Linked DNA regions of Homo sapiens: region 2 is linked to region 1. A link is an interaction called in ENCODE POLR2A ChIA-PET data of the cell type or tissue named here. Cell type or tissue: OCI-LY7. All regions are shown on one strand. Links, peaks and the distances in the headings refer to the core of each region. The heading gives the core; the rest is flanking DNA.

Region 1 (2,926 bases), core at 230-2,729:
GTCTCTTTTCAAAAAGCAAAGGATAGCATCTCAGCTAGGTCAAGAGGGGGAAGAGAAAGACCAAGAAACTTAGTTCCATGCTGTCCTTAGTGAGGTCTATAAATCTTGAGGCATCAGTACTCAGGGGAGGACTTGGAGATTAATGAAAAGATAATGAAAGTGGTAAATATCCAAAAGCTAAGGAAATAAAACAAAATTGCACAAGAAACCTTCAGAGTCAAAGTTATGTGGAGTTACCTATAAAGGACAGAATTTTTATTATTATTTTTTATTAATAATATATGAAGAAAGAGCAAGGCCAACAGAACATGAGAGTGGATTATGGGAAAATGTGGTTGGAATGTCTAGGAGATAAAATTATCTTTTCATTACCGCATTTAAAAAAGATGAGCATTTCCAAGGCTGAATTATGTTCTGTTTTTCTAGGGAATTATATTGTTAAATGCCCATTATAGCTTATTTCTTGATATTAATGTACTTGCTAGGCCTGGTGGATCATGGCTGAGGACTTGGCCACACAAATCAAAAAGTATTCAGAAAGGGTGGGGTTGCCTTGCGCTCTACAAGTGTCTTTCAAAACCATGCGCTTCTGATTCACCTGGAGCCCAGACCCCTTCCCAGGTCTGTGGTGACATGACCAGAATGAGAAGTGAGGGCCAATGGAATGGTGAGAAATGTGGCCGGGGGCATAGCAGTGACCAGATCATGTAGTTCTTCGCTGTGAACCTTTTTAAAGGAGTTTGGAATTTCCTAAGCAAGTAATGTGATCCAGCCTCTGTTTTAGAAGATTTCAGTCTCTGGCTGGCTCAAGTATGGTCATTGAATTAGTACAAACAGTGGTGGAACGGAGACAAGTAATATAGAAAATAGAACTAACATGGAGGCAGTGAGGATGGAGAGAAGTGGGCAGATTTAGGAGCTGTATAGAATCACAGGGGTGGGTGAAGGGTTGGGTGTGAAATGGGAGTCAAGAGCAATTCCAATTCCTAGACCTCTCTTGGCCTTGAGCAGGTGGTTAGGTGGTGGTGCTGTTTAAAAATTTTGGGCAAAATACACATAACAAAATTGACGATCTTAACCATTTCAGTATAGTGAAATATAATTCAGTAGTATTTCAGTACATTCACATTGTTGTGCAACCAATCTCCAGAACTCTTTTCATCTTGCAAAACTGAAACTCTGTACCCATCAAACAACAACTTCCCATTCCCTGCTCCTCCTATCCTATCCACCATTCCTCATTCTGTTTTTTTGAATTTGTTTAATCTAGGTTCTTTGTATAAGTGAAATCATACAGTACTTGTCTTTTTGTGACTGGCTTATTTTAGTCTGCACGATGTCCTCAAGATTCATTCATGTTGTAGCATGTGTCAGAATGTCCTTCCTTTTTGAAGTGGAAACGTATTTCGTTATTTGTGTATTCCACATTTTGTTTATCCATTCATGCATTGATGGACACTTGCTTTCTTCTACCTTTTAGACACGGTGAATATAACTTCTATGGTCATGGGTGTATAAATACCTCTTTGAGATGTGGCTTTCAATTCCCAGAAGTGGAGTTGCTGGATAATATGGGAATCCTATTTTAAATTTATTGAGGAACTACTATATTGTTTTCAATAGCAGCTGCATCATGTTACATTTCTACCAACAGTGCTCAAGAGTTCCAATTTCTCCACATCTTCACCAACACTATTTTTTTCTATTATCTTTCTTTTCTCTTTTTTTAAATAATAGTAGCTATCCTAATGAGTGTGAAATGCTATCTCATTGTAGTTCTGGGATGTTTCTATTTTTGGAGTTTGATGTCTTGTAAAAGATATGAGTAATACATAGGTGATAATTAAATTAATTCTTATTAAATAAGTTTTTATTAAATGATTGTATTAAACTAATATATTAATAAATATATTAAATAAATTAATTTAAAAATTGCTCTGTGAAGTTGAAATAATAAGAGAGAAGGCAAAAGGGTAATGACATAGCTTTTAAATCTCCTTGAATTCCACTCAAAAGTGGGCAATAAAGGTAGATAACAAAACCACTACTACCACCACCAATAACAAAAAATATGGAAACCTCTACAAAAATAAGAGGAGTGAGATACCCCATGAATTCAAAAATACAAAAAGCAAACCAATAATAGCAACAAGAAGGATGCTGTCTAAACAACTGTGTTGGAGAAAGTGGGGTAGGCAGAGGGAGAGCCAACAAAGTCAAAAATAAACAGGCTCCCTTTCAATGAGGGGAGTGCAACTGGCTTTTCTGAGAACAGTATCAAAAACTGGGAGGGGGCTTTGTTGTACTAATGTCCCAGCGAGTGTGAGGGGGCTAAAGGAAGGATACATGCTTAAGAAGTTATGGGGAGTTTCGGGTCCTAGGAACTCTCAAAATTAACAGACAAAAGTGTCCTTTCTGGACATAGACCTTCGCTGAAGACCAACTGTTGGGAGTAGGATCCAGATTGAGCAGTGCATGGGTTCTAGGAGCAGAGGAAAGACAAAATCTAGGAAAAGAATAAGGAAAAGGGACAGAGGAGCAGTGAGTATGAGAACCTATTTGCTGACATTCTTAACAGCAACACAAAAGAAAGCCCTAGAGTCATGAAGGCATGAAAGTCACCCTAAGCCCCCACTGACCTAGCACATAGAAACACCTAAAAGGACAGGGGGACCCATCTCACTTAAAGATGAAGCCACAGCAGAAGACATGAGTCACATCCCACACAGATTCATTACAAGATAAAGAGAATATGGAAGCAGAGCAACATTTTTATAGCAATCAGGTAAAAACCATTAACTAGTGTTTCAAAAACCATCTCAAAGAAATATAAATATTTTTAGAAACTATGAAGAACATCATAAATTAGAAAAACTAAGTGACAAAATGATTGGATGAAAGGAAGATTTGAAAGGAGAACTGGCCA
Region 2 (2,926 bases), core at 177-2,676, 150 kb after region 1:
AGTTTTAATCCCAACTAGATGTCTGTTTCTTGAAACATTCAGACTTACACAGCTCATTTTTCTCATTTATAAAATAGGAAATATTCCTTCATGCTTTCCTTGCAGAGGCATTATAAAGATTAAATGCGACAATGTATGAGGGATGCCTAAAACAATGCCTGGAAAATAGCAGGTGATGATAAAATAGCAGCTTTTCCCTATTGTTGTTCTATTGCACTACATGAGGGTTGAGCCACAGCCCAGAAATTGATCAGAACCTGTGTTCCCAGAAGGTGTAAGAGCTGAGGCAATGCAGAGGGCATGTTTTCCCATCTACCTCATGGGGTATGACATATCTAGAAGTTTAATATATAGCTAACACATTTCTAGTATTCTGGGAAGTTTGGGGTTTTTTTCAGGGTTATATAGAAATATCTAAGATCAAAATCTCTTTTTTGTGAAAGATGAAGAAGGGACGAATTCTCTGGTTCTTTGAACCCTTGAATTCCAGTGAAAACATCACCCCTCCTGATGATACTTGGATTTAAAGTCATATTTCTACTTGCCAAATGACACATTGTATTTTCCCTGTCAATGCAATCAGTAAGCAAGTGGAGAAAATGGAAGGAGGGGGCTTTTCTATGCGTGAACTGAGTGCATGGCAGTGTAATCCACCATCCAAGTGATTATTCTACTAGCAAGTAATGCAGAACAGCCACTCACAGCCTGGCACGGGGGTGGGAATCTTGTTTTTATCAAATTTACTCCGGACACCTGGGAGCTGTAGAAATCTGTATTTGGTTAAGGAAATGTAATCAAACTTAAAGGTGTGAGTTACCTCTGAAGCACAAATATATGATGAATATGTATCCAGGGACTACATTTTCCCATGCAAACAGACATTTTCAAAATGCCAACTGGCAATAAAAGGAATCAGGTGATAGTGACCAGCAGCATTAACATGAAAACAGGTATCAGGAACATTTTCAAAGTCATCTCTTCCTAGCAATTCTGAAGGAGAATGGATTTTCAAAAGGCCAGCTAAAGCTTCAGCGTAGTTATTCTCTTCAGTCTAAGCTAAAGGCTTTCTTCATTAATGTCTACTCTATATCCTCCTCCTTCAGCCATTCAGCTTTTCTTTACCTCAAGCTTACTGCTTCACAGACAGAATTTTCACTAGACAGTCCAAGTGTTTTTCAGATCTTTTTGGCTTTTGACTTTGGGCCAATCTCCATCTCTGTTTCTGCATGCACCTGCCCAGCAGGATGTTAAAATAGATGCTCTCAGCGCCCAGGTGGAGATGAGCTCTTTGCATAACTGTCCTAGAGCCAGATGGTCGGATGACTTAGCACTCAGTCTAAATGTGTCAGAGACTTTAAACCCAGTTATACATCTATTAGGAAGAGATTCACAGATGCTGTTTCTTTATATTAATTTTTCTACTAATTTGGCAGTTCCAAGTGGAACCTAACTATAATTTTTCAAAGGCAAGAGCTTTGGGTCACTGGTATGGAATGCTAGGGATCACAGGAGCCCTGGAAGGGAATTTGGTCCAGTTCCTGTGCTTAAAAGCAAGGTGAAGCTCAGAGCTGCCTGATTTCCTCACTGGTCATTTTCGTTGTCCTAGAATCTCATCTGCCAAGTTGCACAACTTCAGGGAGGACTTTCCACAAAGCTGTGTAATGCAGCCTGCCTTAGCACAACATGGAATCGAAGAATGTTAGAGCTGCCAGGGAGCTAACATCTGTTGGCCAAACCTGCCCAGTGCTCGGAAGTGGAAACCAATGGCCAATGAAGTAGGTGACTTACCCATATCTCACAGCTAGTTAAGAAGAATCCCTGAAGTGTTACAGGCTTGAAAAGGTGTTGCCAAGAATAAAGCCCATTGCTCCCAAGTATGGTAATCATGGTTCACCAGGCTGTCTTCCTATTGTCTTGCTTCAGAGAAATTAATTTTAGAGTCATTTTGGATCAATATTTAACTTAACCAATACTTAATTTAATGATATTTAATTTGATAATAATTCAGTCAATACTTAATTTTTGATTTTAAATATGGTAATATTTTACTTTGAGGAGGAGCAAAATATCTATGTTATTTTCCTCTCTTTTTTGTAGAATTTCTCATGGCAAAGATTTGTAATTAATTTATAGGCTAGAAAGAAGTATGATCCTCCTATGAGGAACACCTTTGTATTGCAAAGGTGACTGTTCACTGGGGAAGACATGCCCTTTAGTAAATTTTCACAACAAGAAACATTTCCCCTGGCTTTAAAACTTTCAGGTACAGTACCACTTGACACACAGAGTGGGGATTAGCTGGATTCGCTGGATTTAGCAATTCATTTTGTGTCTCAGGGCAGTTATCTGACTGTATCCTTGGAACTAGAGGACTCAAGAATATATTTCTAATAGTTTCTGGAAGCTCTGAAAATGTTTCATAATGTATATATGGGTGGATATATAGACATACTTAGCTAACACTTACTGAGTACTTTACTATGTACAAGACACTGACCTAATCACTTTACATTGTTTACTTCACCCTGGGAAGACAGGTATTATTATACCCACTTTATAGATGAAAAAACTGAGGCCTGTGAGAAGTTAAGTGACTAAGTTAAGGTTGCTTAGCTAGCTAGTGGCAGAACTGGGCTGCTGAGTTCTAAACCCATGTATTCAACCTAAATGATATACTGTGGGCCCTACCCTAAAGCCTAGAACTGTGGTGCAAAGTGAGAACTTTACATCCCTGTTTTCCCACTCAAATGTTGCCTTTTCCAAAACCACCTGGCCTACCCCGCCCCCCATCCTGTACCCAGGCTCCACAAGCTGAGAAGCAGCAGAGAAGGACAGAAGAGAATAAGCTGCCGAATGTCAGAGAGAAGCAGCAGCCAGATGTCAGAGAGAAGCAGCTTGACTTCAGAGGGATGGCTTGGTGGCAGGA

What was found. Peaks named below come from ENCODE experiments on the same cell type or tissue, not always from the same donor. Only the 100,000 strongest peaks of a DNase experiment are listed, where the experiment ranks them.
Region 2: POLR2A ChIA-PET joins it to region 1 with 6 read pairs; 2 of 35 experiments call an interaction of 5 or more read pairs at or near these places.

What each region holds. Positions count from the first base shown.
Region 1 is chr14:37,975,795-37,978,720 of GRCh38, forward strand. No RefSeq gene overlaps it. Among named protein-coding and RNA genes, the nearest start is that of LINC00517, 75 kb to the left of the region's middle. In OCI-LY7, for the core only: no CTCF peak of the experiment used is centred there; no DNase peak of the experiment used is centred there.
Region 2 is chr14:38,126,292-38,129,217 of GRCh38, forward strand. No RefSeq gene overlaps it. Among named protein-coding and RNA genes, the nearest start is that of SSTR1, 80 kb to the right of the region's middle. In OCI-LY7, for the core only: no CTCF peak of the experiment used is centred there; DNase peaks (open chromatin) are centred at 690, 1,270 and 1,680; H3K4me3 peaks cover 2,204 bases; H3K27ac peaks cover 2,500 bases.